4 separate regions of the Homo sapiens genome follow, and all the other regions are linked to region 1. Evidence: chromatin loops called from intact Hi-C (ENCODE). Cell type or tissue: PC-9. All regions are shown on one strand.

What was found. A loop is a pair of places that touch in the nucleus more often than their neighbours do. Peaks named below come from ENCODE experiments on the same cell type or tissue, not always from the same donor. Only the 100,000 strongest peaks of a DNase experiment are listed, where the experiment ranks them.
Region 2: it touches region 1 in a loop (5-fold over the local background); 5 of 110 quality-filtered maps call a loop at or near these places.
Region 3: a loop joins it to region 1, with 6 times the contacts of the local background. A loop is called at or near these places in 16 of 110 quality-filtered maps.
Region 4: a loop joins it to region 1, with 2.8 times the contacts of the local background. A loop is called at or near these places in 3 of 110 quality-filtered maps.

What each region holds. Positions count from the first base shown.
Region 1 is chr4:41,428,265-41,436,264 of GRCh38, forward strand. It overlaps a transcript of LIMCH1 not described here. Among named protein-coding and RNA genes, the nearest start is that of LIMCH1, 110 kb to the right of the region's middle. RefSeq lists enhancers at 4,323-5,025, 5,026-5,729. In PC-9, no CTCF peak of the experiment used is centred here; a DNase peak (open chromatin) is centred at 4,787; H3K27ac peaks cover 3,492 bases.
Region 2 is chr4:41,658,078-41,666,077 of GRCh38, forward strand. It overlaps LIMCH1 (LIM and calponin homology domains 1), which reads left to right. Exons shown (of 32, transcript NM_001330672.2): 19 at 3,343-3,433; 20 at 4,744-4,907. Among named protein-coding and RNA genes, the nearest start is that of LIMCH1-AS1, 31 kb to the right of the region's middle. In PC-9, CTCF peaks have their summits at 3,582 (motif pointing left) and 3,783; a DNase peak (open chromatin) is centred at 284; H3K27ac peaks cover 2,355 bases.
Region 3 is chr4:41,521,967-41,529,966 of GRCh38, forward strand. It overlaps a transcript of LIMCH1 not described here. Among named protein-coding and RNA genes, the nearest start is that of LIMCH1, 12 kb to the right of the region's middle. RefSeq lists an enhancer at 3,077-3,676. In PC-9, no CTCF peak of the experiment used is centred here; DNase peaks (open chromatin) are centred at 3,405 and 4,855; H3K27ac peaks cover 6,160 bases.
Region 4 is chr4:41,504,038-41,512,037 of GRCh38, forward strand. It overlaps a transcript of LIMCH1 not described here. Among named protein-coding and RNA genes, the nearest start is that of LIMCH1, 30 kb to the right of the region's middle. In PC-9, no CTCF peak of the experiment used is centred here; no DNase peak of the experiment used is centred here.

The sequences.
Region 1 (8,000 bases):
TTGGTTATATCACTTAACCTCACTGTCCCTCATCTGTATAATGGTAATAATAGTAGTACCTCCTCCGTGCTATCATGATTAAATAAGTTAATATCTCTAAAGCACTACATAATAAGTGCTGTGCAAGTGTTTTTAAAACACATGAAAAGGAAATAGAGATGAGATAATGTCAGAAGAGATTAGTGTTAAGCCCTTGAAGGGAGGGGGCAATTTCAAATGAGAAGAGCTGATAGGGAGTGGCAGAGAAAGCAAGTAAATTGGGGATTAAATGATAGACTATGCATTTGGCCATTTGGAGTTCTTAAGTAACTTCTAACTATTCAGAATGTGGCTTTAAGCAAGCCAATTTATCTCCCTATCGGTAAAAGGTGACACTTGGCTGGCTCGATATTCTGTTATGTGTCCCAGCCCCAGAAATGCACAGACTGGTTTCCATTTTTAGTGGAGTGCTGTGAGCAGAAGCCAGACTGAGATTTCAGGTTGGATTGAGGAAAGATGAAAGAGCTGACACTTGGTATCTAAGTCATTTCCTGGCAGTGAGTGAGAAGAGAGAGCATCGCTAATGGCAAAGCCAGGGCTGAGAGGCATGGGGTTGAGTTGCTGTGTGAAGACAGTCGCTCACTGCTGCCTGAAGTCTTCCATGGTTTCTTCTGTGATTTCTTCCTTTCCCATCTCAAGCATTTGATTCCCCTTCTTACTTTTTTTCTGACTGTTACTCTTTCGAAGTTGCCTGTGAAAGGGCCTCCTTGTTTGAAATCTCTTCTTGGGAAGGAAGAAAGTGGCATGCAGCAACGTAAATAGCAGGTGCAAATCCTCCAGATGAGTTCCAGCCGAGGGAGAGTGGTGCTTGAGTGGCTGTGCTGAATTCCTCCTCCCAACTTGATAGCAGATTTTTGATATTACAGTCCATCTGTGCACCATTTTTTAATGCGTATGTTTTTGTTTTTTGGTTTGCTTTATTCTCATTTTTTCCCTTGGGCTCTTTAAGTAGTCTTATTCTACAAAGCAGCATTTTTTTTCTTTTTCTTATTTGTGCTTCTAGTGCTCTGACCCATGGGTTTTTTTAAATATAAATTCACTTGCGTTTAGCCATAGCCACCGAGTGAAGGGTACTCATTTCTGAGGAACATACTTATTATTCTGGCATAAGCTATGTGAACAGACTGTTCTCTACAGATTTGAGTATCTTTGAGAGGTGCTGGCGACAACAATGGCATTTGGCAGCATGATGCTCTGTTCAAACAAATATTCAACTTGGTTTATATTAGCGTTTGTATCAGGCTGTGGTAAGCACAGTATTCTCAGATTTGAACCTATAAAGAATTATGGAAAAAGGATGGTGAGGTCCGCAGAAGTGGTCATGGCACTTATATTTTTCCAGTTTGCCTTTCTTGATTTTTCTTCATTAAATTTTCATTCAGTGTTTTTATCAGACAGGATGTGTTAGATGATGCTGCAGTAACAAATGATACCCAAGTCTCAGTTGCTTAAAGAAACACCATTTTCTTTATTGGCTATGCTACATATCCATGGAGGGCTGGCCTTCATGTAGGCCTTCATGTAGATGCACGTTGATAGATATCCCCCTGTCACCAGTTACAAGGGAAGGAAAGGAAACATGGTGAATCATGCACACTGTCTTGTGGGATTTGGCTTAGAAGTAATATTACTTCTGCTCATATTCATTGGCCAGTCAATGAAAGGCAAGTCAAATGGCCATGCCTAACTTCACATGGATGGGCAGGGAAACACAATCCTATAATGTTCTTGGAGGAAGGAGAATTGGAAATATTTGGTGAACAGCACTAAATTCCTAATACAGTATAGACGTTACGTAAGTCAAATACCATAATAGAGTCTAGGGGCACAAAGATGAATGGAGTGTATTCTAATTCTAGAGAAATTATATTTTTTGGGGGAAATAGCTTTATATAGGAATTTCAAAATGATGGTGATGAAGCTAAGATGTTTTTAAAACCATTTCTGTATTTTATTATATTTATCTATTTATTTTTTGAGACAGAGTCTTGCTCTGTTGCCCAAGCTGGAGTGCAGTGGTGCGATCTTGGCTCACCACAATCTCTGCCTCCAGAGGTTCAAGCGATTCTCTTGCCTCAGCCTTCCGAGTAGCTGGGACTACAGGCACGTGCCACTACGCCCGGCTAATTTTCGTATTTTTAGTTGAGATGGAGTTTCACCACGTTGGCTAGGATGGTCTCGATCTCCTGACCTCAAGATCTGTCTGCCTCGGCCTCCCAAAGTGCTGGGATTACAGGCTTGAGCCATCGGGCACCCTGCCCCCATCTCTGTATTTTAAAAGATTAGGAATGTTTCCTTTGTTGTTTCATTTCTCCAGTTTTTGTAAGTATGTTCCAAAAGTTACAAATAGCTACTAAATAATCTTCAGAACTTAAATATGATGAAGAAAAATTGGCTTTACTTAATTTTACATAATGTTTGGGTCCTTTCTTGAATCTTTATATGTGAAAGACATCATTTTTGTGGTTTTGCCATGCTTTAGCAGTCTAAAAATTGAATGTGCCTAAGGAGAATAACTTTTTTATTACATGCTGGCTTAAATCTCAGACAGAATTCCATTGAAAGCCAGTTGGTTTTCTGTTTTGTTTTTTTTTTCTATGTGTCTTTCAGTGCTGAAATTGGAAATAAACCAGCATTATGGCTTCATGACGGAAAGTGTAGCAATTCTGCACAATGCACAAGCAAGTTTGTCATTTAAAATAGCAGACATCTGTCAGAAGTTGGTGCTGACCTTCTAAACTGCAACTGAATGTTCAGACTGTTATTTCTCCATCCTCCTCAGATGCATTTCCAGTGTTGGGCTCACAGCCCCATGCTTCTTGTCTGCTTCCTAGTGGGTTATGGGTTGTGTCCTAGAGTCTAGACATGAAATGAAAAATGATTATGTAATCTGTTTCCCTTCTTCTCTGCAAAATTCAGAGGAAGGGTCAAAGCTTTGAGACATACCACCTCCCCCTGCTTGGTGGAAAGAGCAGATTTTGAGGATCTATAGACATAGAGTTGGAATCTTGGCCAGCCCCTTCTTACCTGTAGAACTTTGGGCAGATTGCTTTATCTCTTTAATTCTCAGCTTCCTTCCCAGTCATATGAAGAGCATAAGAACTGTTTCAGTGGCTTGTTGTGAGGGTTAAGTATATGGTTTATATAAAATGCCAACAGTGTCTGACATGTAACAAGCACCCAATAAATATTCCCTATTGGCACAGTGCTTACTGGTTTTTAAAGAACTTCATTACATTTTATCTCATGGGACTACATCAAGGAGGTAAAAGGCATCTAGCTGAATTAGTTTTCCATTAACTTTCCAAGAAAATAAATACAGACTGCATTCTCTTGGAGTCACAGTTGACTTCGCAAAGATCTTATTTTATTATGATATGTGTATGTTTTCTTCTCTACTCACATTTTCCCTCACCCATCATCTGTTACATTACATATAGACTGAATCCTCTACACTTTTTAAGTTATAAATCTTTTCTTGTGCTATTATGAGTTTTGGGTGATTACTTCAGCCAGCAATGGATGATTAAGGGCTGAGGGGATTGGTGTTCATACTATAGGAGAAGAAAACAAAAACTTTGATAATTTTAATAATAATGACTAACACCAATTGAATAATGATTCTGTGCCTAGTTCCTAATTGAAGTTTTCTTTTTTCTATGAAATCATAATTAATCTTCTCTCCACTCTGTAAGGCAGCTATGACTATTACTTGCACATTGCAGGTGAAGAAATTTAGGCTAGGATGTTAAATAATTTGTCCAAGGCAGTATACTTAGTAAGATTAGCACTGGAATTTAAATCCGTGATTGTTTGATTTCAAAATTGCTGTTTTTCCCCACTCAGCTCTATAGTACAGATAAATTTGGGTTTAAAATAGGGAGGTTATATTGCTGGCTGATGCGTGTTGTGTGAACACTGTCTGAGTGGATTAATTGTGGCAGCTAAAAATAACAGGGTGTATTGTTGACTTTTTGTACAGTCTAAACTTCTTTTCTGGATGACTTTAAAATATGAGTGTGTTGCTGCTCTTGATTCCTAACAGAGAACTTTAGAGACCTGGAAGCCTGTCCTTTGTGTAACTCTTTACGTATAACGTCAGATTCTGTGGACAGGTGGCCCCTGATCTGCATCCCTAACAGGAGGGTTAGTACTGAGAAGTAAGGGTAAAGATAGAAGCTAGAAAAACAAATAGGCTGTACCTTCCTGTCTGAATTATTCTCTCATTTTTCTCATCCCTGACAACTTTCTCAATAAATTGTCCTAGCAAGTAAATCCATGGGTCTCTATCCTTGTTGGGAATAGCATCATTTGGGCAAAGCTTTGCCATCAATTTTTCATTTAAAAACATTTCCTAAGGTAAACATTAAGGCCTGAATGACAGCTATAGTTTGAGATTTTTACTTTGAATTATGAGGCTTACTTGGCTGGACACCATTTTTCAATGGCAACGATCCTTCCTGTTTTAAAACCTGATTGTTAAAATACAGGACATATGGGAGATCTTAAAAAGATCAAGTTCCAAGTATAATTCTTTTTCAAGTAGGCAGTGGAGTCTGGTGCATAATGTTCCAATCTAGTTTCACGGTCCTTTTGATCAACCCAAAATAAAACTGAACAAGACAGCATCTCTCAAAGGGTTAATACCCTGGAATTTCACACTTAACAATCGGCATTATGTTCTTTGCATTCTTGAGGAATTTTCTCACTGATGTCAAAAGACTTTGGTTTGTTATGCAAGACAGTGGTCCAGTGACTTTGCATATCACATTCTCTTAACATGAGGGAAATCCTTGCATGCTAATTGGAGAAGGAAAAAAGTAGTGCAAGTGGTTCTTTGGCTACAGATGAATTAAATGAGGGAGGGCATTTAGTGAAAAAACAAAGCACAACAAAACCCTTGCAAATGAGCGGGCATTCTTTTGAAATGGCTGCTTACTCTAGTCGTTTTGCGTCTGTCTTACTGCTGTGCTGTGTCACTGTGATTCCAGTTTTGGGGGGGAAACACTTGAATGTATATATGGTTTGTTTTTTATTTTTCTGATTGCTTTAATTACCTATTGCTGTATAAGAAATGACTCCAAACTTAGTGGCTTAAAATAACAACAATTTATTGTTTCTTAAGATTCCATGAGTTGACTAGTTCAATTCTGTTCCATGGGGTGTTGGCTGGTCCCTGTGTTCAGTTGGTGCCGGGGCTGGGCTGGAAGGTCCAAGACATCTTTTCTCACATGTCTGGTACCTCAGTGCTTCTCCACGTGGCCTTTCTACCTGGCAGGTTTGGGCGCCCTCATAGCATGGTGGTTTCAGGGTAGTTGGACTTCCTCAGGTAGCTGGCCTTCAAGGAAAAGAAAGCAGAAGCTGTTAGTCTTCTTTTTTTTTTTTTTTTAAACTTTTAAATTATAAAGCTGTCAGTCTTCTTAAGGCCAAGCTTGAAAGTGGCAGCATGTTACTTCCACCATATCCTGTTGGTCAAAGGAAGCCCTAGAGTCAGTCCAGATTTGAGGGAAGTCGGGGAAATAGACCCCATTTCTGGAAGGGTGGAGTGGCATGTCCCTATAGGAGGAAACGAATTGATGGCCCAAATTGTACAAGTAGAGGGAGGACTGAGGGCAGAGGGGCTCGTCTTAGCTGGTGGGAACACCAAGGGCGGAGGAGAGTTTTGTCCCACTTTCTTTTTAGGGTTCTGGACAGACACTGCTATGTGAGTAACTTCATGCCAGCTTAAAAGGGGTACACTTCCAAGTGACATAAGAGGACAAAATGGTGAGGTCAGGTGGAAGGGGCCCCAGGGCACTCACCAAGGCTCTCTCAGCTCCTGTGTGATGGCAGAAGGAGCCAGATGTTCTGGAATTCTTCCAAGGGAGGTCTCAGAAGGCAGCTGAGTTAAGAGGCAGTGGGCTTAGGCTAGGAACTGGGTGGAGAATGGACCCAGAGCTGGCTGTGGCACCACTGGAGGCCAGCCAGTGGCACTCTAAGGCCCTGGCCACCAGCTGTAGACATCAGCTACAGATGTCCATGGAATATCTAGGGTTGTAGAGCTAGCCGGTTTCACTCCCATGGTCACCAGGCCAGGCAGCAACCCAGACTAGCTGCTTTGCAGCAGAGGGCAGCTAGGATGTAGAGGACAACATGTGATTTGCATTCTCCATCTCTCACATCACCATAATGGAGACACTCTTCCCTCTCCCCATACACCTGGTTACAGTTGGTTTTTGGGGTATTTTTTTCCTGAGACAGTCTTGCTTTGTCACCCAGGCTGGAGTGCAGGGGTGTGATCTTGGCTCACTGCCACCTCCACCTCCCAAGTTCAGGAGATTCTCCTGCCTCAGCCTCCTGAGTAGCTGGGATTACAGGTGCCCACCCCCATGCCCGGCTAACTTTTGTATTTTTAGTAGAGCCAGGGTTTTGCTATGTTGGCCAGGCTGGTCTTGGACTCCTGACCTCAGATGATCCGCCAGTCTTGGCCTCCCAAAGTGCTGGGATTACAGGCGTGAGCCACCATACCCAGCCCTGGATACTGTCTTGATGAACAGAAATCTGAGTGACTGAGCATGGTGTCTAAAAAGACTGAACCTAAAGGAACTGTTTAATTTATTGCATAGGAGTAAATATTTGCCAGACTTTTCTACAGTTGGGTCTCCCTTTTTCCAATAGTCTGAATAAAGTCTTCCTATGGATGTTAATATCTTAATCCTTAGAGCCTCTGGCTATATTATCTTATATGGAAAATGAGACTTTGCAGATATGGTTAAATCAAGGATCCTGAGATGGGGAGATTATCCTAGGTTATCTCAGTGGACCCTATGTTATCACAAAAGTCCTCATAAGAGGGGGACTGGACATCAGAAGCAGAAAAAGAGGAGATTATCCAATGTTATCCCAGTGGACCCTATGTTACCACAGAAGTCCTTATAAGAGGGAGACTGGATATCAGAAACAGAAAACGGAGAGATGATGATGGAACCAGGTATTGGAGTGATGCATTTCGACGATGAAGAAGGGACCATGAGCAAAGGAAAACAGGTGGCCTCTAGAAGCTGGAAAGGGCATGGAAAGCCTCCTGTTCCCCGTGCCGAAGCCTCCAGAAGGAAGGCAGCCCTGCCAACATCTGGACATTAAATTTCCTACCCCTAGAACTGTAAGAGTCAATTTGTATGGTTTTAAGCCACTAAACTTAATGTGGTAACTTGTTAGAGCAGCCACAGGAAACTAATACACCCTTCTTGTCCTAAACCAGTCACTTAGAAACATTGAAGCTACAATTTCTTTGCTCATTTGAGTGCAGAATAAAGCTAATAGAGTTCTATTTTATTTTTTCTCCCATTCATTTTCCTAGTAAGATATTATTTCTGACTATTTGATGAGCAAGAACATTGAGGGGTAAGGAGTGAAGTTCAGTAACTTTGCCCAGGTTGAATGGTTAATGATTGAGCAGGATTAATCTAAGCTGCAGAGACACTGTCTGGGAACATCATGCAAGATCAGGGTCTCATATAAAAATGTATTAAGTAGAAGTTTATATACAGAGTAAGCTTTCGGTATCTCAAAAATCTTATTTCTGAAGTCCTATATTGTAGCAACTTATTGACATGATGATTCCTATAATAGAAATAATAAAACAGTTGCCACTACGTGACTCAAATTGTCCCCTCCTTATTTTGAAGACTTCACTCAGCTTCTCAAGAAATAACCAGTGTACCATATTTGTTCCACTTTCAATGATACAGGCACTTTTCAATTCATTTATTACTTTTGTAAAGTTTAGTTCTAATAAAGCTCATAGAGCCATAAGAAAATCTCTTTAAACCTTGTTTTTCTATTAAAAAAATACATTCTGGGTTGTAAATTAGGAGGCCAGGAATTCTTGTTCCCTCTTTGGAGGTGATTGTGGTGGTGGTTTGAGCTGTCTCCTTGCCTAGATCTAGGTACCTGGACTCCACAACTATTCACTGTTCGCA
Region 2 (8,000 bases), 230 kb after region 1:
GTCACCAGCACAGGCAGGGTTCCCACCTCCCCTGCCTTCTAGCAGTATGACCCTCGGTAAGTCGCTTAACCTCCCGGGCCTCAGTTTCTTCACTTGTATGAAGGGAATCATGTTGGTACCTACCTCCTAAGCTTGCTCTGAGAATTATGTGAGACGATTCTTATGAAAGGCCCAACAGCACTGACACGTGGCAAGTGCAGTAAATATTGATTGCAGTTTCTGCTGTTGCTACTATCAAGTTACCGTATCAAATGTCAGGATGTAACCTTTAAAGCACCTTTTAAGGTAAGTTATCTGGAGTTTAGTATTTGAGTGCTGAGCCATAGAGAAATGTCTTGAGAAATGTGAGAATTCTTGAAAGCAGAAGTTCTCCAGCATACATAAGTGGTAAAACGTTGCTGGAATGTGGTATGCTGGTACAATAAGCCTTAGTGAAGTAGTTAGTGCTTGAGCACCCCATCCCCTTTGCATCACACATTAGGTCTTTAGGTCTAAAGGGCTTCATGAACTATCTTATTTCATTGATTCTAAGTGGCACACTTTTCACATTTTAACATCTCTAAATCAGGATCTGTCTTATAATCAAAAGTGCATCATATTTAACAGATGGCGTGTTTTCTTTCTTAGTAGTACCTAAAGTAATACAACTTAAAATTGATGGCATTTTAGATTTAATAAAATATGTTCATTTCTTTGTTCATTTTTGGTCTGGTGAGGCTTTGGCCCTGTTGTGTAGTTATTTATTTTGTTTATAGTATTTGTAAACACCAGTGTTCTCAAGAGGCTCATTCATCAATATTTAACTGCAAATTTGTTTCCCAGTCTCAGTTTTCTATAATGTAATCCATTTGTGGGGAAGGGGAAGCTAAAAATCAGTATTTCTGCCAGTATTTTCTATATAGATGTCATAAAACAAAAATACCATCATGTATTAATATTTCTACATGTGCAAGACAGCACTTTGAATTATAAAACCCAACTTATTCTTTTGCAATGCTAAACTGGTTGATCTTCAAATCCTACTACCATGTTGGAGGTTCATATAGCAAACAATGTAAACACACACATGTACCATAACCTAAATATAACAAAACAGACCAGTTAACTATTCTCACTCATTTAAGTCTCTTGCAGGGATTCAAGTCAGACTTATTGATATATTAAAATATTACAAAATCCAAGGTGATGCATATTTCCTGCCTAGGGTTTTAAAAGTGTGTTTTAACTTAATATTATGTTCTTCCAGAATTGATACATGACTATCTGTCATTAGAAAATGCCCATCTAATTATGAGGATTTCAAAACTACTCCATCCTCCAAAGAAAAATCACATTTTTGCCACTAGATGCTATTGTAAAACCTTTTAGAAACTTGAAAGTTTTGTTGTTTAAAATTTCTTTGTTTTTAAAGAATTCAGTGATGGTTTCCACCAATGCATTAACTTTAAATACCTTTCATTTTGAGAGGCAAAATTTGATTTATGGATAAAATATATATACTTATGAGAGACGAATAAATTCATAGTTCTCGAGAACCCATGGGGATATTTTATGAGTTAATAATGCCTTTTCTGAAACCAACTTTAGCCTTTATCTTAAAACCTTTTAAAATTTATGCAATATTTCATACACACTTTAAAATTTAACTTTAGCTTTTTACAAGAAACTTCTACCAAAAAATGCAATAGTCATTAACTTGCTCTCTTTAATTATCAAAATATAATCTAGCTAGTATTTAATTTAACATTTTATTTATTTTTACTAAGTAAATATTGTAATAGCAGGATAATTTTGGACTTCATTCTAGAGTCAATTGGCTCCCAGTGAAAGACAATGTAAAATTACATTGATTTTGTTTTCCAATTACAGAAGTAATACATAGTCATTATAGAACATTTTGGAATATATAAAATGTATGTAAAGAGAAGGAAAAGTCACCCAAAACTTAAGCACATTAAAAATAATCACAATTAACATTTTTGTATTTTCTTACTATCTTTTTTTCTATATGTTTATGTATAGGCATGTATATAATCATATACATGTAAACATCAAACTATGTATACAGTTTACATTTCCTATCATTAGTAAGTATTTTCACGTATCATTAACTATTATTCAACATCTTATTTTTTCATGATTATATTGCCTTTATGGACATGCAGTAATTCATTCAATCATTCCCCAATTATTGGATATTTAAGTTGTTTCAATTTTTTTTACTATTGTAAATTCCATCAAGCATAAAACTGACACAATTGAAGTACTACTGAGAGAGAGGAACACAAGCATTAGAGTAATTACTGGAGGTGCCATGGAGATGAACATGACAGTGATGTACCAAGTGGATTGGACAGTGAGGTTCAAATCACAGAGACTTCTTAGTGGAGAACAAGGAAGAAAGGCAAACCTGGAGTCCCAGCCATAGAAACAGAAAGGAAATGATTGATATGAAAACTAGTATGTTAGAAACTTAGAAGGACTTGGCAAATGATGAATATTCATGAGGTATGAGTCAAAGATCACTTGAAAGTTTATGTGATGGGAAGAACTGCTGCCATAAACAGAAATTGTCAAATTTGGAGGAGAAGGCCATTGACCCTAGAGGTGAAACCGAAGCTCTGATGGACTCTCACAGCTGGAGATGAAAATACGAGTTATACACGGAGAATGTAATGGTGAATCCATGGGAATAATTGATATATTTGAGGGTAATTCAGCACAAGTGGAGGAAAACAGGGTCCAGTTGAAATCTTTCAGAATGACCCATATTTTGATGAAAAGGAGTAAGAACCAGTGAGAAAAGAGTAGTCTGAAAGTGGGGAGGAGAGGGAAAAGGAGAGAATGAATTAGAACTCCAGTAATAGAGATTCACTGGGAGCCCAGGAAGGATGAGAACTGCAGGCTAAAATCCACAATGGTAAGGGCCACAGGCAACTATGCCAAGACAGGCCACTGAGAAGTTAATTGTAACCTTTAAAGAACCACAAAAAGACTTCACTGGTGTTATGACCCTAAGCCAGCTTGAAAGGCTTTCAAGAACAAGTAGGTGATAGCCATGATTTTGAGCTTTTGGTGGTGAAAGAAAAGAAAATGTGGGATGTGCGTCCAAGGCAGTCATAGGAGGTTTGGTGAGATGGTGAACCGCATGGGTGTCCTGTTCTCCATAGAATGTCTCCTTCCAACCAATCCAGGCTCTCGCCATGAAGCTGCCTGGGAAGTAGAAGAGGGAATTCATATGGCCAAACCACTTTGTTGACCTAAAAATTACTGCTTAAAAAATAATTTTTAGAACTTTTAAAGGAATCATTTATTCAAGGGGGAAAAAAATCTCTTTTTCAGGCAACCACTGAGAAAACGGAACCGAATAGTCAAGAGGACAAGAATGATGGTGGAAAATCAAGAAAAGGGAATATAGAACTTGCCTCATCAGGTTTGTTTCATAAGAGACTAGTTTTAAGGCAAATCATGGTAACTGTTTAAGATGTAATGGAAATAGTCAAGAATTTTTCCTACTGAGCCACAGGAAAGTAGTAATTAGACTCCAGGAGTGGTGCGGTTGTGCTGCCACCTAGAGGCTTCCTGGGGAAGTTCTGCCCGTATGGTTAATGTTGCTGTGAAAATAGGAGCCCATGCTCTTTCTTAAAGCTACCCAGTTTTATTTTGTTTTTTAAAATATTTATCCCTATAATCATAAAGAATATTGTGTTCTTCCATATAAATCATGCTAAAAATTGAGGGTAGGATTTTGACACACAGTAACAGCAATAGATAAGCGAGAGGTCAAAAACATAAAAATAGACGCTGAAATGGTAAAGCTCACATATAGTTAAAAATGAATAAAATAGTGCCATGAATCTGGACAGTGAGTATAATATACTGTATTCGTTGTTTTAGGAAGAAGACCCTGTTCCCGAAAGTCTTGTTCCTCAATATTTTTTTGCAGCCTTATCAATATGTTTAACACTTTTCTTCTTTTGATAAACAGTAAAACCTCTCACCCTCTTTCAATACCAAATTATTATTTTTTATAAGGCCTTTCTCCAGTGTTTACCACTTGAGAAACATAATTTGTCAATTACCAAATTATTTTTAGGTAACATTTTTAAATAAATTAAATATCACTTAAAATAATAGCATTTACTTTTTCAAACTAGATTGTGCCTTCACATTTTGATATGCCCCCTTAGGTAGTGACTTTTCCACCCCTTCTAAAGTGAACCTAATTCTTCTTTATGTATCAGAGAACACTTTATTTTCATTGCATTATATACATATACCCCACAATCCGTAACACATTCCAATTAAGAAATTCTGATGTTAAAATGGAGCATTGAAATACAAAAAAAGGAAGCATCAGGTTGCTGCTCATTCACTGGGATAGAAACTACCTGTAGATGTTCTCTTATCTAGCCCAGCTGTCATAATTATATATTTCGTGTCAGCATTCTGTTCCATGTGGTGTTATTCAGATGTAAACCGTGACCCTTACTAAAAACTTAAGTTCTTCATAGTGTGGTTATAGGACGTGATTTGTGTTGCTTGTTGTTCAATACCATGAAAGAGCTTTGGGAATTCCAGCATCTTAGGCTCTTTTATATCTCTGAGCACACTGTCATTCAGCTTATATTGCCAGGACGGGATATGGACTGAATGTACTTCATGGCATTGCAGAATAAATGGTCCTATAGATATTTGATTTTCTTTTCCTTCTGTACGTTTCTGGATGTAACTCCATTGCAGAACCACAGCATTTTACAACAACTGTGACTCGATGCAGCCCGACCGTGGCCTTTGTGGAATTTCCCTCCAGCCCCCAGCTGAAGAATGATGTGTCGGAAGAAAAAGACCAGAAGAAACCAGAAAATGAAATGAGTGGAAAGGTGGAGTTGGTGCTGTCACAAAAGGTGAAGTGCAGAGTGGAGGAAAGCGGTTAAACCCACAAGTTAACATGGCCCCATATTACAGCTAGCTGCTGCTGTGGCAGTTGTGAATAATGAAGATTTATTTCTCTCCTCATCTTTTTTCCTATCTTTAATCTGTAGTTTTTCTTTTTCGTGTGTGTGTGTGTGTGTGTGTGTGTGTGTGTGTGTGTGATGGAGTTTTGCTCTTGTTGCCCAGGCTGGAGTGCAGCGGTGTGATCTCTGCTCACCACAACTTCTACCTCCTGGGTTCAAGTGATTCTCCTGCCTTAGGCTCCCGAGTAGCTGGGATTATAGGCGTCTGCCACCACGCCCAGCTAATTTTTATATTTTTAGTAGAGACGGGGTTTCACCATGTTGGCCAGGCTATTCTTTGTGGAAAAGTGTAATATAAGTTCTAAAGCCTTGCAGTTAGGTTTTAGTTTGCTGTGTGTGTTTGCTTATTTGCTTTTTAACCTGTCAGCTTACTGGCTAGTCTCTCTCCAATAATCATCTATTTGTTAGCCATGGTAATTCTGATGCCACTGGATTTGGATAACAAGAAACCTAGAAAATTATTATTCTGATATAATAGGTTTTAAAGTCTTGTTTTTATTAAAGTTTCTTCCTTGTTTAGAGTCTCATCTCATTCACATTAGTTTGATTTGTTTTCAGGTACAGAGTCTAAAAATATTCATCAGTTACACCAGTTGTTCGCAACCTTGATTACTCTTGGGAATTTAAAAAATAACAAGCTAGCTGGGTGTGGTGGCTCACAACTGTAATCCCAGCACTTTGGGAGGCCAGGGCAGGAGGATCACTTGAGCCCAGGAGTTCAAGACTAGCCTGGGCAACCCAGAAAGTCTTCATCTCTAAAAAAAAAAAAAAAAAAAAATAGTAATAATAATAATAGTTAGCCAGGCATGGTGGTGAGTGCCTGTAATTCCAGATACTGTGGAGGCTTAGGTGGGAGGATCACTTAGCCCAAGAGGTCAAGGCTGCTGTGAGCTGTGATTATACCACTGCACTCTAACCTGGGCGACACAGCTAGACCCCATCTCAAAAACAAACAAACAAAACAATCCAAGCCCATTCCAGACCAAATAAATTAGAATCTGTGGAGGCAGAGCCCAGGCATCTGTATTTTTTAAAGCTCCCAGGTAATTTTAATGGGCCACCACTACGGACTTGCACAACTGGAAGACTATCCGTAGTGGTGTACCACCTTTCAGAATGGACCCTCAATTTGGGTATGACCTTAAAGTGAAAAATCTGCCACTTGTAGTTCCAGTTTATTCATCATTTACTCAACCAGTATTGGCTGTGCACCTACTATGTCATGCCTGGCCCTGTGCTAGGTACTGGATAGTCAACAGTGAACATGATGCACTCCCTGGCCTTAGGAGCTGAGAATTCTGTATCCTTGGTAGAGCCTCTAAAATGCCTGTTGCCTTGATGCGTTTTCAATATTTCAGACCCTAGCTATTCTTCATTTTTATAGATAATTAATGGTCTGCAGGTCTGGAAAGGGGAACTAAACTGGGAGTCAAACGTTGGGAGGCAGGCAGAATTTCCCACCTTTGCAGGTTTCGTTTTATCAGCATCACACTAGTTACTATTATTTATTACCCTTCCAAATTTACTTGCTTTTCCCACTTAAATCTAAACTGAAAGGAAAAATCTGTATCATTGCAAGTAAAACATATAACTTGAACAGAATGAATACCCTAAGTAAAAAGCAGTCATTGCGAACCTCATCTGTGGAACCTCATCTTGGAGTTCATCTGTGGATCACCAGAGTCACACCTGCCCTACTATGGAAAAAAGTGTTTTCAGGACTTCTTCAGTTTGTTCGTGTGTGTGTTTTTGTGCATTGTGCCTTTTGGTCATCTGGTAAACATTATTCTCAGAATATTTTTTAAGCGTAAAATAAAATACACAGGATTACCAAGTTATTCTTGGTATCATGTGGTGCCAAATATATATATAGCCCCTGAATACTGTTTTGTTGACTCCAGGATAAGAACCCCTGCCAGCTGATGAGCAAATGGAATCATGGTCTTTGAATCAAACACTTTTCTCACTTAGACTATGTGAATTTCTCCCTTTTCTTCCTTTCTTACTGTACGGCTAGCTCTTAGATAAAGGGCGAATGGTGGCCACTGTGATTGCAACAGCTTTTATTTCCTGATTTCACTTGAGAGTGTTTCCTTTATAAAGCAAAGCACCCATGCTTACAGGCTTACCTTTTTACATAGCGGTCATTTTGATCATTGCTGATGACCCTTAACTGTTTCATTTACAACCAGGCATTACTGAAACATGTTTTTGCCAGCCTCCACTACAAGGAAATGCTATGAGGTTAATGACTGGTGGGTTGTCAGCTTTGGGAAGGCTAGACCTTATCATTTGCTGTGTAGCACCAACGTTCATTTGGACACCTCGTTGACCTCTGTAATGCAGAATGAGGTGATTAGTTTTCTTTAAGATTCTCTTAGAGTTGAATATATTATTCATAAAAATTCCTTCTGAGGATAAATTCTAACATTAATTTATTCTGAGGACCAAATTAGGGATCAGCATATGATGAAACAAGTGCTCTGTGGTCTCACTCGCCCTGAGGTCATTGATCTATAGGGAACACAGCCACCAGCCAAAGAGTGAATCAGAGAAGGTCCTGCGAGCAGCTGAAAAAAACATAAATTTATACAGCCACGCTCCTCATTCAGACCTATGCACAGTGTCAACCAATGCTTATTTTAGACATTTTTGTTTTAATAAGTTTGGTAATCTGGTCTTTCAGCAATCAGCTAATCAGAAGCAACAAACCAGAAGAAGGGTGTTTCTACTAAAGGTCATTCATATTAGGGAGAAACAAAATTAAGTAGCAATAACAAGAAAAATCTGTTTTACAAAGCAAACATAAGAATTTTTAAAGTCTGTAATTTTGGAACTATTTACAAGTAGTAACAAGTAGTCCAACATGCCTCAAAAATTCCCTAAGGGCATCAGATACTAAGGCACTGTTCGACAGTGGTTGTTTATAATAATGTTTCTTTGTCAGCAGGCAAAGTATACTGTCTTTAATGTGCTTTGCAT
Region 3 (8,000 bases), 94 kb after region 1:
GTGATTGCTAAAAATATTAATATAGTTCTTAGATATAGAGGACAAAAAGCATACCTCTTTAAAAGATAATTTTAAAATAATGAATTTTGGGGTAGGACATTTTGTTATTTTTTCTACTTTGCCTAATTAACAACAAAGCTCAGATCTCAGTCTGTCTGGTAGCAATGGTATTTCATCTTATTAGAAAAATCTAAAACTATTAGACAGAGTGGTTGATCTGTCAGCTCTGCAGTCATCAGTGGTCCACAGCTATTGAAAAGGGCATAGCTCCATATGTATGGATGAGGGGTCTCCAAGGTAAATTGTTCAACCTCCAAAATATATTGTTAAGTGAAAAAACAAGGTGTAGGACAGTGTGTACTATATGCTACACATATATATTTTTAAATTCTATATATTTTTTATAAATTCTCCTCTGGAAAGTCTTTCAGGTTGCCTTCAGAGAGTAGGCTGGAGTCCTGTGGTACAAAGGTGACAGTGAGATATTTTACTGTATATCCTTTTGATGCTTTTGAGTTGTCAACAACTGTACAAAAATATTATCTTAAAATTCAGTTTAAAATGACACTGTTAAAAACTACTAAGAAAAGTAATGTATCTGAGAAAAGCAAAAGTAGCGAGAAAAAGAATTTTGTACATTTAAAAATGTGGCTTTGGAGATATCATATCTATCTGTGTATTTTAAACCAGAAGATTTGGGATATTTACACCACCTGAGAGAATGCATTGATCTAAGAAATTTGGGTTCTGGGCCTGAGTGTGCTACTAACCAGCTCTGGGGAAGTCACTCAGACTTCAATTCAGACTTCACCAGGCCTCAATTTTCTGAACTATAAAATGAGAAGAGTGAATAAATTGCCTTCCAACTGGTAAAACCAATAAGTCCAAAATAAGTTATAAAGAAGCATTTTTAAAAGGTTAAATTTATGGTTAAAAAATAAGTGCATTCATGAAAAGAGCAGCCAGCTTGGCTCTCCGTGGGCAAAACAGCACTTGTGCACTCTGAGTACCGCCTCTTGGTAGCAGCATGTTGGAATTGCAGTGAAAATTACCGAGAACAGCCAATTAATCTTGCATGCAAAAATGGAATATCCTGTCTGTCACAATCACTGTAGGGACATTTCTCAACATATGAATATATGGTGGTATCAAAGTCAAAGATAGTCTAAATTCAAGACTATTAAACCATTTGAAAAATTTTTGTTACTGATCTGTAGAAATCTGGCAAGCACAGGTTCTTTATAATTTGTTATAACCTTGGATTGCATGAATTTTAACAGAGGTCAGCAAACTTTTTCCATAAAGCATCAAATAGTAAAGATTTTATGCTTTGTGGCCCCTCAGGTCTCCATTGTAACTACTCAACTCTGCAGTTGTAGCACAAAAGTAGCCATAGACAATATGTAAATGAATGAGGATGGTTATATTCCTGTTCCAGTAAGACTTTATTTATAAGTACAGGTGTTGGACCAGATTTGGCTCATGGATTGTAGTTTGTTGACCTCTCAATTATGATACACTCCTACCCTAAGTTTCTCTTTGCACAGTATTCTAAGTTACCTAATTGCCTGATTCCCGAACGTGGAAATAACATTCTACATTCTACAGCCCCTTACCTTCAATCACTTATTTATGAATAACCTACTTTGCAAATACTACACTTTACCCAATTACCCCGATGCTAACCATATTTTAATTTTATAAGTTGCTTTCCTTGTTTCTCTTCACTCTGGGTTTTTATGTCCTGAAAACAGGCAATGATAGTTGTTTCTCTTGCATTCCCTTGCTTGTGTAACCATTGTTATATAATTTCAATCTTTAGCTGAAAATCTTTTGCTCAAATATCTTTTGTACCTAGGGACTCTTGGTTAGCCTTGTTTAAAATCTTCAGAATATGATTGGCTAACCTCTTATTAAACACATTCTTCCCTTTTTAAAGTGAAACTCAACCACATTGAAAAAGCCACTCTTCTCAAAGAGCAAGTAGGGTCTGACTTAGAATGTGTCTTGGCGAATCATTTGTAAAGATAGAAACTGGTCTTTGAATTTAGTGCATCCCTGGAGAGATCCATGTCTTAGCCAGGAAAATTGGCAACAAGCCTTACCTGAGTTGTAATACCTGGTTCCAGTTCCAGATAATTCCCTCACAACCTCAATCCAGCTCTCCCCCTTGTCCTTTTCCTTGAAGCCCTCCTCAGTCTCTACCTTTTCTCATCTCTCAACATTTCTAAATTCTAAAACTTCACCTGCCGTGGACCAACTTGATGTTGGCAAAGCTCTTCACTTATATGCATGAAGGCTGATAGATTATTGAGATTTACTATATGCTTTAAATTCACTGCTTTTCCTATCCAGCAATTTAGCTGTAGCCCCGGATAAAGGTGATTTGTGTGATCCATCTTGCTTTATGTCTCACTTGACATTCTGCCTTTTTCATGACAGGTTGCTGAATGCTATAAAGCCAGGACTTGTTAAAAAGATCAATAGATTGCCTACCCCCATTGCAGGACTGGTGAGTACGTGGAATTGAGATTTATTTTCCAATATTCCTTTGCTCTAACCTAGGGGTCATGACAGCACCATTTATTACAGTTCTCTCCTGCAATATATATTCCACTTGAATGAGAACGCATTGAATCCATTAAACGAAGAGGTCACTTAAAATGAAAGATTGCAGTCATGCCTAAATGGCATGTTAATCTTTGTTTGTGTTTTTTCCATGAGTGATAAGGACCTTCATTCTCAAAGAGCTAAATTTGTTTTGGTGTGAGAGGCTGATAATTAGGTTGACCCTTGGGGGAGGAATGTGATTTTAATTACGTTTTCTCATTTCAGTTCATCACTGCATTCCCCTAGAATGGAGGGTAGGGGAGGTAGAGAGAAAGAGAATTTTAAGAGAAAACAGTCGTTTTATAATAAATTGCTGCTTTCAATATTATAATCTACTTGGGTTGAAATACCACAATTGTAGGCCAACTATCCTGAAGACATACTGGGGCACTAAGGTGGTCTAACGTCATCTGGAGAACTGTTTAAGCAGAATCCTTGCCCTTCTGAACCTATCCACATAAAATCTAAAACTTACATGTTCATATGTGGTTAGAAGCAGAATATTTTTTTCATGCGTTGATATGTCTTATAATTCTTGGCAACTAATTTTTTAATTGCTTCATCGATGTTGCCTTTGTGTAGAAAAAGGAAAGAAGTAGAAGATGAGGAAGACAATCAAATCTTAGTTTTGGAAGGAATTGGCATATGTGTGTGTGCGTGCACACGCGCGCGCACACACACACACAGAGCAGAGGAAGTATGTAGCTCGGTAATGACTCACTGATTGTTTCCATTGTGATCGCCTTCTGCGCATGTAGTTTTGCAGAAAGCAATGAGAAGAATGTCAAGAATTTAAGCAGGATCCTACGTAGACCTTACTGATTGTTGTTAAAAAGCTTCTTAGCCATATCACGATGACTAATTGAAATTAGATGTGACAAAAAACCAATTGTGTTTGAGAATTGTGGGGGGTCCTTGTGGGAAGGTACATGGTTTCAGCAAGTTGAATGAAATAGATGTTTTCTTTAAGAACTGCTATTTCTGTGGATGCATTTTATTCCCCATATTGGTTGGTAGTGAGCTGGTGATTAGTCGTTAAAAATCTTTCTAATTTTGTTCTTCAGAATCATGTAACCAAATAAGTTAGTTAATATCGAGATAGATACATATATTTGGAAGGAATATATTTGAATAGTTCTATAAAATAAATAATATATAAGTATTATATATCAGTGTATACATATATCAATTATTTTAAAACATTTAGTAAATTCACCTCTTCCAAATGTTAAAGCCAAGGTCTTAATGATCCTGATGAACATCTGTTTGTCCCTAAGCCTATGGCAACTCTGGACCCTGGAGCTCTGGGGTTTAATGTTATAGAAGCAAAATTTGCAGCATAAAACTAAGGAAGGCCCCAGGAAAATCCAGATGAGGAGAAACAAGTCACTCCCAGTCCAGTAGCTAAAGAGAAAAGGCTTTCAAAACCTCAATTTAAAATGGAAATCATAAATAATTTTAGTAAAATTAACTGTTAGGGGCACATGCATTTGTCTTTATATTATTTCCTATCATGGATCAAATGTTGTTTCTCACATATTGCCTCTGTCTTGGAGCATTTGGGCAACTTGATACAAGAAGACAAGGTGACCTCATCTTCTTTCCTTCTATTTATGTTCTTGACTAGTATTCCTCTACTTTCTTTTTTCATTTGGATTTCCTTTTCACTTTGTCCTTGCTATCGCTTTTTTTTTTTTTTTGCCCCTTTCAATGAACACCTCCCCTGCTTACCGTCACCCTGTATCATTTATATTTTCTTAACTAATTTATCATCTTTAGTCCAAAAAAATACTTTCTTAAGTAAAGTCACCTACTAACCCATTCACTAGTGACTCCTGAATCTACAAACCTGGTCAAACTCTTTTCCTTTGCTCCAGTTGCCTTGAGATCAACATTTCCACAAAAACCAGAGCACTTGTGGCCCTGGTGGGAAACAGATCGCCATCCCGCAACCCCCTGTTATGTTCATGTACTTCCACGGTTCTCGCGTCATGCCTGTGCCTCCCTCTCTATGCTCATATTCTTGACTGTGTCCATGACTTCAGCTCTCCATGATATTGACCCAAAGCAGCATTTCTCATCAAGTACTCTCTCCTGAACTCCAGACCTCGTGTTCTGTCTATTGGACAGTTTCATCTCGGTATCCTACTGGCACCTCAAACTTAACATATTCAAATGGGACTTGCATCACCAGTCCTGTGCACCTATTTCCCAATGTAAGTGAAGGCATCATAGACATGCAGTTGCACCAGTTCAGCTATCAAAGAATTTTCCCATTTGTCTACTTGTCTGCATTTCCTTGGCCACTGCCCCAGAGCAGGCCATCCTCATCTCTTGCCTGGACTATAATAGTTGACTCACAGTTCTGCAAACACTCTTCACTCCCATGAATGGTGCCTTTTCTTGTGATATGTGTTATTCATTGAATACTTTCCTCCTGCTCTTCTTGACAAAATTATATTTGTCCATCAAGATCTAACACAGACTAACACATCTTTTAAGTTAAAAAATAAAATAAATTAAATAAAACTAAAGATCTAATGCAAAACAGCCTCCTTTGTGAAACCTTTAGTATTTATAGTCCATTATGATCTTTTATTATAGAATACAGAGAATATCCCCTGGTATAGGAGAAAATGAGTTAATACTCGAGAGAGATAAAAGTAGCTCTGTTCTGAAATATATTTTGGAAAGTAAGATTTTGAATAACTATGGTTAACAGTTTGAAATTAAAGGCCTGCAAGTGGTTTCGTATTCATGTCAAGACACTATGTCTTTAAGTAGTTGGCCATGATCAAACTTACCGATATCTATAATGGGTCCAAATGATGTTAGATGTCCTGGTGATGCACTAAGAAATCACAGCAGTTCTCAGGAAACAATACGACAAATCCACATTAAGGGACATACTGCAAAACAGCTGGCCTGTCCTCTTCACCACTGTCAGCGTCATTAAAAATACTGCCCCGTCCTCGGCCGGGCGTGGTGGTGGCTCACGCCTGTAATCCCAGCACTTTGGGAGGCCGAGGCGGGCGGATCACGATGTCAGGAGATTGCGACCACGGTAAAACTCCGTCTCTACTAAAAATACAAAAAATTAGCCAGGCGCGGTGGTGGGCGCCTGTAGTCCCAGCTACTCAGGAGGCTGAGGCAGGAGAATGGCGTGAACCCGGGAGGCGGAGCTTGCAGTGAGCCAAGATTGCGCCACTGCACTCCAGCCTGGGCGACAGAGCGAGACTCCGTCTCAAAAAAAAAAAAAAAAAAAAAAAAAAACTGCCCCATCCCCAAAAGGCTGGAAAACTGTCGTAGATTAAAGATGACTAAGGAAATATGACAGCCTCATACAGTGCATGATCCTTAGTTGGGAAAACGCAACTATAATAGACATTATTGAGACAATTAGGGAAATTTGAATATAAATTGAGTATTAGATAATAGTATTCTCTCAGTGTTGGATTTCCTGTATGCGATAGCTATCTTTGTGTATATAGGAGAATACTATTGATCTTAGATGGCAAATATATATGCTGGAGTATTTTGAAATGAAATGTCATGTATACAACCAATCCTCAATATGTTTAGCAAAAAAGTCTGGGTACATAATATATAATTTCATATACACATAGAGATAAGAAGGAAGGAAAGGAAGGAAGGAAGGGAGAGAGGAAGAAAGGGAGGAAGGGTGGAAATGTGGCAAAATACTGTCTCTAGATAAAGGGCGTACGGGGGTCATGGTACTATTCTTGCAACCTTTTGGTAGGTTTGAAATTTTTCAATATAAAAAGTTGAGGATTAAAATACATTAATTCTCTTATTTTCAGGGGAGACATAGGAAACCTCAAATAATTAATGGGTTTGAAGATGGCAGAGATCATCTTGTTAGTAGAGATGCAGCCTTTGTGTGAGGGTATTTTTCAAACAATATTTTCTTCTTCCAAATATTCATGACAGTCAGGAAAGGGCAGATAGAAAAATCCCTGAAATACTTCTGAATACATCAGGTTGGTTTTTTCACTTTGTCAGGGGTTGACAGGCCACTGACCGTCTGTTGATCAAGAAGTCCATAGTAGCAGGGGCCATAGAGATCTGAGAAGTGTGGCCAGAGGGTTTTCTATGCCTGGAAGCCATGCCCGTGTGTCTTAATGGGCTAGTGTTGAGAAGCCAATCCATTAAGATGGCCCAGCTGCTTGACTTGAAGATAAATAAAAAAGTGTGTTTTCACATAGCAATATCAAATTATAAACATATGTAGATTTACAAAGGCATGAATAGGTGTATTTTAGCCCCTGAGTTAAGCTGTGGTTACAAAGAATTCAGGGGTGAAGGTGTTAAAACAAAGTAGTTGAAAATCATTTCCTGGCAAGAATGCAAAGACCCTGAATCCGGGTCTGCATTTCTTCTGCAACGATTGCTGACATATGAAGCCGTGTGGTGACTGCCTGCAGATGCTTGCATTCTCTTTTAGGTGTTAGTGATACTGTTTGCTGCTGCCAGAGAGAAAGTCCTCAAATTTAGGTCTTGGCATACCAAAGGTTTTTTTTTAAAATGCTGCACTTCAGTCTGCTAGCTCATCAGTATTGTACTATCGAGCCACATCTTGAAACTCAATTTAGTGGTCATCAGAGATCATGCTAAATGTTGTTTCATCCCAGGAGCTTTAGGTTTTGTGCAAAAGCCATGAATGTATGAAATCTTTGCTTATGATAGGAGTTTGGGGATTAAGCCTTTTCTTGCACAGATTTGAATTGTGACAGCCGTCGTGTGTGCACATATGCACATGTGAAGTATAATTGGAAATAGGTGATATTTGCGGATTCTGCCCCTGAGTGCTGAACCTTCTTAGAGTTGTCATGAAATACTGTTTGATTTTTCCATGGGTCTGTAAGGATAAAAGTGATCTGAGGAAAAGACAATTTTACGTCTTAGATGTATCTTAGAAGGACATCTTAGATGTGTTTGTTTTGCAGATGAGGACATGTGGGTCCATAAAGGGAAATTATTTGCCCCACATTAGACAAACAGTAAAAGATGAGATGGATCCCGAGCCCTGGCCACCCCTCTCCTTGGTTATTACATATACACTGTTCCCAGTTGAAGATGGGACACATTTTAATGACATTTTATTTTACCTTTTTTGAAAAAGAGAGGAAGGCAAAAACTCATTTTTTAAGTTCATCTCTTTTTTTTCTTTCTGTCGGCCAATACCTACAAAATATCTTTCTGAGCTCTGTGAAAGGCCTTACTTCATGTATCACTTCTTAGCCTGATGAACGATGGAAATTTGACGCTAGCTGAAGGTCAGAAGCAGAAGCAGGAATGTGACTGGTCAGATGATCCTACCATTCAGTAACCCTAACCCACTCAGAAACGCATTTTGGGGAAAAGGATGT
Region 4 (8,000 bases), 76 kb after region 1:
TCTCCTTTTAATTTATAGTACCCCCTACTGAATAACTTGGCACCAATTCTCTGAGAGTGGACAGGAGACCTTGGAGCTATCCAGTTCAGTTTCTCCTCACAACCATTTGCTGTCTCCTAGAATAAGGCCCCTCCATTTTCAGCTCTGTCCAACCTCAGGGTCTGTCTCTGCATACTTCAGACCTTTCTTTCCAGGGGTTGGGGTTAATGTTTGCTTCCCTGGCATTAGTCCTGATATCTCTTCATTCTGAGTTTCCTAGTGTTTCTTTAACCATTTCTTCCAGGAGGTCTAGGGGAGCCCCAGTCAATGGGATCCCTGTGGAGCTGTTCAAACATCCTAGGTAGGTTTTGAAATTGATGAGCTCCTGTGTCTCCACAGGGATGCTATTGATGTCATCAGAACAATTCCTTTTTGCATCTGAGCAGTTCCACTCATTGCAGATAATTCACCTCCTCTGCCCTGCTCACTTCAAGCCAGTGGTGCTTCCCACTCGTGGGAGCAACCCCATACTCACCTTCAGATTCCCAAATGCTCCCTGGCAATGGCAGTATGCAGATACTCTTCATGGCTATTTGTAGCTTGCGCATAGAGAAATGCAAAGCCAAGTTTCAGTGAGTGTATGACTGTGTTTATTTTCTTACCTTGATTCTTACTGATATGCTCTCCCTTATTCTCTGGTTTGCTTATCATTTTCCCCACTCCTTTCTTCCATTTTTGTTACTATCTAAGGACATATATTTAACAAAAGCCAGTTCAAACCCTTTTATGAGAGAGTATAGTGGAAAGTGAATGGATTTTGGAATTCCTTCATTAAATCCTATGAAATTGTGTCAATAGACCAAAAAATAGTCAGATAATGTGATTTCCTAGGGTTCAACCTAGTAGATGGAGCAGATCCTAGATTTGCCTCCTGTGTATCCTTAGGCTAGTAACCTAACCTCTTTGAGTCCCCCAGTTTACTTTTATCTATAAAAACAGATCATAATTGTAAAAATCCATATAGGATTGTTCTGAGGATAAAATGAATTGAAAATATGTATAAAATTCTTTGTTCAGTGTTTGGAACATAGCAGGCACTTAAATGTTAACTTTCCCCCGTTCGTCTATGTAACAGAGAAATTACTACTTCTTGAGGTTTCTAGGAGATTCCAGTGAGAGAATACAGTCAAGCACTCAGCATAGCATCTGGCACTTGCTTGGCACCCTGTACCACTGGCTGTTCTTATTATTGTTTTTGGAAATAGTCCAAAAGTCAATTATGAATATGACATAGTCATTGCAACTCTGTGTCACTGTGCACCCAGTGGCTCGCTCCCTTGGGCTGCCAGCAAGCCACGGGATGAAGGCATTTGGATTATACTTTCTAGCTTCTCTCATCTAGCTTGTGATCAAAAACTGGGCAAGAAAATTTGGGTCCCTTACAAACTTGATCATGTGTGAATAATGAACTTTGGCTGGCAGAGCTTGGGGACTAGAGTGATTGTTTTGAAAACAATAACCCTGACCTCTGTGGTGATGTCATTTTCTCCCATCCATCCAGTCTGTTGTGGTTTTCTTCTCTGGGAAGCTGTTCCAGAACCTTCTAGGCAGTGTTAATAGGTTCTTGTCTGGCTGCTAAGTACCCATACACAACTCCACTTTAGTGCTATTATAGAGCTCTACCTCTTTGTCCCATCTTTGTACCGGATTGAGAGCTTTCTTGAAGACCCTTTGTCTTTGTATTTCACTCATTGGACACTGGTGTAGCAAATAATCCATCTATAGAAACACTTGGTGAATAGATTGAGACCAAGTTATAAGATTTCTACCTAGGCCACCTGATCATCAATGACTGCCTTTAACTTTCTCCCAGTCTTAGTCAGTATTATTCTCTCTCTCTGTGTTTCTGACACACACACACACACACACACACACACACACACACACACACACTTTGTATAAACAACAGACCCATCCCTAAAGACTGGGAGACCAAAGGATGGATGTATTTGCTTTCTTCAAGTGTAAGATTCTCTATTACAAATTCCATCTTCCTAGGAGTCATAGAACTGAACTTAAAAGTTTTGTTTTGCAAACGTATTGTCATGAAATGAAAGTGTGAGTATGTTAATCTACAAATAAGTGACCAATAAAGAATGTCTTAGTGGATTTTTGTCTCAGTTCCTGTGTTGCTGAAATGATTTTCCAAAGATAAGAAATCTGTTGGCAAACACTTATTCTATCATCACTGATAAATGAGCTGCTTGTCAGAAGGAGGTCTGGCCTTAGATTCTTGTCATGATTTCAGCATGAGATGTGGTGTGTCACGGATGTGTCCTAGTCTTGTAGGACAGGTTGAGGGTTGATGGTGTAACTTTGTGTGGAGACATTTTATCACATGGAGGAATTGTTGGCTATCGACCATGTGCTGCATAGCACCAAATTAGGCACCAAGAGGCATAAAAACAGAATGTAAGACATGATCTTCAAAAGTTTTATGATGTGCTTGGGGACTGGACCCACACACACAGAGCAGTTAAGTTACAGTGTAAACCAGTGTACGAGTAAATGTAAAACCAACAAAGATTTAATCTCCAAGATTTAATAAGAGGTTAAATGAGGATACTGTTATGACTTGGGAGACAGTTAATTGGGGAGATATAATATTAATTGACTATTAAGAATAGGTTGAGGGAAAGGGAAAATCATCTTTATAGAGAAAAACAAGTAGTTTTTTCTTTCTTTATACTTTCATAACACTCTGGTCACAAAAATGTGTGGTTTTTATCCCTCATAATGACCAATTCTCCAATACCAGCTGGTTATCTTAAAGTTTAACTTAATCTCGACACTAACTGGAGATAATACAGACTACACAGGTTAAGGGCTCAGTCCCACAAGACTGCCCCCACCCCTCATTTAGATGCCAGTTGCAAATAACAGGTCCTCAGGTGATCCACAACTTCTGTCCACTTGGCTACAAATTGGAGGCTCTCATGGCCTCCTTCTTGGGTTTGAATATTTATCAGAATGGCTCACAGAACTCCGGGGTACATCCGTGTATTTATGGATTTATTCTAAAGGATCTGATAAAGGGTACACATGAACAGCCAAATGGAAGATGCAGAGGGGAAGGCGTGGGGCCAAGGGAATAGGGTTTTCATCCCTTTCTTGTTGGTCCATCCTCCCAGCACCTCCACACGCCCAGCAACCCAGTATATCTTCAGACTCTTGAAACAGAGGGATTGAAACCGGGATTTTTATGGAGGCTTTGTCACTTAGGCATGATTGGTTGTTAATTCCATTTCCAGCCTCTCTCCCCTTCCTGGAGGATGGGAGTGGGGCTAGAAGTTCCAAGCTTCTAATCGTAGCTTGGTCTTTCTGGTAACCAGCCTCCATCTAGGAGCCTACCAAGAGTCACCTCATTAGAGCAAAAGACACTCCTATCACCCAGGAAATTCCAAGGGATTAGGAGTTCTGCGTCAGCAACTGGGGTCAGAGACTAAATATCAGAGTAAAAAAATGCACCTAGCATTCCTATTGCTCAGGAAATTACAAGGATTTTAGGGACTCTGTGCCAGGAGCTGGGGATGAAGACCAAAATATGGATTTCTTAATATAATTCACAGTATCACAGCATCCTACACAGGGACAAAGGCAGGAGGGAAGGTTTGGAGTCAGGAATGAGTAGGCTGTGTTTGGCACATATAGAGGATAGGTGCCTGAAAGGGCAAGGACATCTCTTCCTTTATCCAACTGACCTTTATAGGAACCCACTTATGAGTGTGGTAAGTTACTGTAAAGATGAATGCATTATGCAATCAAATCATGTAATGGTGGTGGTGGGAGGGGGGCGGGCAGCTGATTTGAGATCTAAATCCTGACTGTGTGGGATATAAATCTCAGATTCCCTTCAAGAAGCACATTTAGGTGGAGACCTGAACGAAGAGGAGAAATTATTCTCTTCTACCAGGAAAGAGGAAAGGGAAATGAAAGTTGAGAAGAAACATACTCTAGGGCTGAAAGAATAACATGATTGAAAACTCTACGACTGGAACAAGCTCTGTGTCTTGGAGGAATTGCAGGTAGACTTGTTTGGCCAAAAGGTAGAAAACCAGTGGGGCAATGGTATGAGATCAGTGTGGATGGAGAGAAGTAGTGGGGGCAAGATTGTGCAGGGCCTTGCAAGCCATATAAGGATTTGGTGGTTTGATTCCCAAGAGCAATGGAAATGAAGAGGATTTTGAAGAAATCAGCAGCACCTGGTAGAGTATAGTGATGAATGAAAGAAAAGACAAAAAATAATTTTGGTGTTTCAGTTGAGTGGGGTCCTGATACAAGCCAGAAAGGCTCCTCTGTTTGTTGGAGAGGTCATGGTTTTAGTTTGGGCAGGATGAGTTCGGGATATGGACAAGCCACCCAGGACCAGAGTCCTGTAGGCTGTTGGGGATGAGGGCCTGGCTCTTAGAGGTGAGACGATGCATTCAACTTGCTCAAGTTGGATTTGTGAGCCATTGTCGGACATCAGGGTTAAGCTATGAGATATGGAAGCCTCTCTGAGGGAAAGGCCACATTAGGAAAGAGCCGCAGAAGGAGGTCTCAGTTTGAGGAAGTGTCTCCCCTGGGTCATGGGTGGGAGAAAGAGAAGCTCACAAAAGAGCTATCAGAGAGATGAGAGGAAACCCAGGAGACTGTGAGGTCATGGAAACCAAGAGGGCTAAGAAGACTTTTAAGAAGGTGGAGGTGACTTGTATTGTATGTCCCCAGTAGATATCAGTTTGAGCAAAACCTCAGAAAAGGCCTGCCTTGCTTGCAGAAGGAAGGACTGGAGACTTTTAACAATTAATATGTATCTCTGGGAACTGCCAGTCAACTGATCATGATTCCACCTAACTGTTTTAGGTCTAGCTCATGTTTGTGTATCATTCCAACAGCTATTGTTAGAGACCTTGTGTAATATAAAGTACACATGCAATCATTTTCTGAAACATTGGTAAAGAGATGAGATTAGTATGACCCAATGGCTGATTAGTAGAGCAACAATACAACCTGTCATTCAAACTGAGACACTGTTCAGAGCGAAAGGGGGTATTAACCAGATGAGATGCTGGAACAAGTGGAAGCTGGGACTGACCTCAGCTAACTGGGATATATGGTCACCCCAGTTATTGATGACTTTAGACTGGTCCCTACTGGTCACCATTGCTTTGTTCAGTATTCACAAACCAATCCCTTATTTAGTCCTCAGAGCAACCCCAGTGAACCTAGATCTTCCAACCCCTCTTCTGTAGATGATTAGATGGAGACCCGAGGTGGTAGGGCACAATGTGTCTTTGCACTCTTTGTCTAGAGCTCTCTCTCTAACCCAGATGCTCGCTCCAATCTCAGCAAACTTGGGTCCTTTTTCCATTACTGATTTTGGCCTTAGCAGACTGGGAAGAATTTGATAGACTTTCTATGTAGGGTTCTCCCTTGTCCTTCTGCCAAATCACAATTGGCCACGCTGACTTGGCCTGTCTCCAGCTGTTTGGCACCAAGACTCATTAAGCCTTTAAGTTCAAGTGAGGACATTTCAACCCGCTCCTTTTCTGAAAAAGATCTCCAGTGAAAAAGCTGCTTTTTGTTTGAAGATTGGCCTGGCTTAGGTGGGGGCTTAGGCAAGAATTGAGTATCCCCAACAGGCTTCTGTTAGAAAGATGAAAACAGATGGAGAACATGGAAGGTGAATATGCAGGACTCATGGTGAGCAGAATGAGCCCCCAGTGTTGCCTCTTTTTTTGAATCCTCACCAAATAAATAGCCCTTGGCTCCTACTCAAAAGAGGGACTCAGCACAGTAGGGGTACTGTCTCCATTCAAACTGTTCTTTGGACATCAATTACAAAGTCTACTCTGGGAGCTCTTGTGTGCACTTGAGCATCTTGCCTTTGGAATATTCTCAAGCTCATCCATCTTTGTAAATATTCTGTTCATTAAAAATTATACGATCCTTGTCACTTCCTTTCTCCTAATACATAGTCTTATATGACCCAGACCCAGTAGGGCATTTACAGAGTTTGTTTTGAAGCTTCCTAGAAATGTGTTTGAAACTTATTTTAGCAGAATTGTCACTTGGAACCACTTCCCTCAACATGTGGCAATTCCCTCATCCTATTAATCTGCTCCTTAATAAATATTAAAATTCTCCTGACTTGAATCTCAGGCTAATCTTTCTCCTCCTGAACAAATTTTTGACAGATTTTTAAGAATGATCAATTAATTTAAGAAAATATAACAACTGGTTTAAATGTGGACTGCTCATGTGGTAGATGAGAAACTGGCCTAGCCCATTGCCTGCCTGTGGGGTTACATGCTGGATTAGGCTTTGCTTAGATTTAAGAGGATTTAGTAGCTCTAATTGTATTTCCTTAATAATCCATTTTTTGATTGTCTCTAATGGGCTGTCAGGCTTGGTGGGCTGGCTTCCCATGATGAAGTGTGCAAAATCTCTGCCTCACCTGTTCTGAATGTTCCCTTTGGTTACTCGAAGGAGTGGACTTTTTCTTAAATAGCCTACTAAGGACCCAGTTTATAAATGATTTTTTTTTTTTGAGATGGAGTTTCATTCTTGTCGCCTAGGCTGGAGTGCACTGGCACGATCTCGGCTTGCTGCAACCTCTGCCTCCCGGGTTCAAGTGATTCTGCTGCCTCAGCCTCCCGAGTAGCTGGGATTACAGGCGTCTGCCACCATGCCTGGCTAATTTTTGTATTTTTAGTAGAGACGGAGTTTCGCCATGTTGGGCAGGCTGGTCTCGAACTCCTGCCCTCAGGTGATCCGCCCACCTCGGCCTCCCAAAGTGCTGGGATTAAAGGTGTGAGCCACCGCACCCGACCAAATGATTTCTTTAAAAAGTTAACTATGAAGAAATAGACTTCCTTCTTGGTATCAAGAGGAAGAAAGAGTGAATAAAAAGAAAAAGTGAAGACTGTATATCTGAGTGATTAGCTCTAGTGCTTGCCCTTCCTTAAGCCACTGTAGACTCTGCTGGGAGGCTAACATTCCCAAACATGGCTTCATCGTGACTGGTGGCCTCTTCCCAGAAGACGGGGTGTGATTCAAGTTCCTTTGCCTAGAACGTGGTGTCCCTCTGTCTGGGTGCAATGATTCTATTCAACTCATCAGCCCTGTCCATTTGCACTGGTCACAGAGGTTGATCTATTATTGTTCCTACAATTCTCTTTGTGCTTCCCTGCTTTGTATCTTTCTTGCATTTGCTTCTAGCTACCTGCAGTGCTGTATTCCCTGTCCATTTCCATCTTCTTAAATCCCAAACAAACGCAATGGGCACCTTTCCCTCCACCACAACATCCCCAGTGCTGCAACCTGAATTCAGTCCTCTGAGCACCCATCGCTGTGACAGCCATACATCCCGAAGTGGAGATGACAACCCTGATTTCAACTGCTGTCTCCCTCATTTCTTGTTTGAAGGAGAAATTTTGGCTGTGCCTAGAGCAAGTCATTTGTCTCACACATGGCACTACTCATGAAGTTGGATATTTTAACTTTCTATTAGATGATAAATTCCTTGAAGTACTGACAGCGACTCACCCATCTTTGTATGCCTAATGGTGCTTGCACATGGCAGGCATGTAGTAAGCTTTTGAAGGGAGGACGGGAAGAAGAAAGATTATTTTAAAATTAATACTTTTGAAATTATTGATATGTTTATAACTAACCAGTAAATTTGTGTAGTAAAATGCTACAATTTTAACTCAGAATGGATCATAGACATAAATGTAAGTGCTAAACCTACAAAACTCTTAGAATAAAACATGGCAGTAAATCTTTGTGACCTTGGATTAGGCAATCATTTTTTATATATAACATCAAAAATACAAGTGACAAGAAAAAATAAATAAACTGGACTATATCAAAATTAAAAACTTTTGTCCTGCAAATGATATCATCTCTCAACCCACAGAATGGGAAAAAATATTTGCAAATCATATATCTGATAAGAGGCTTGTATCCAAAATATATAA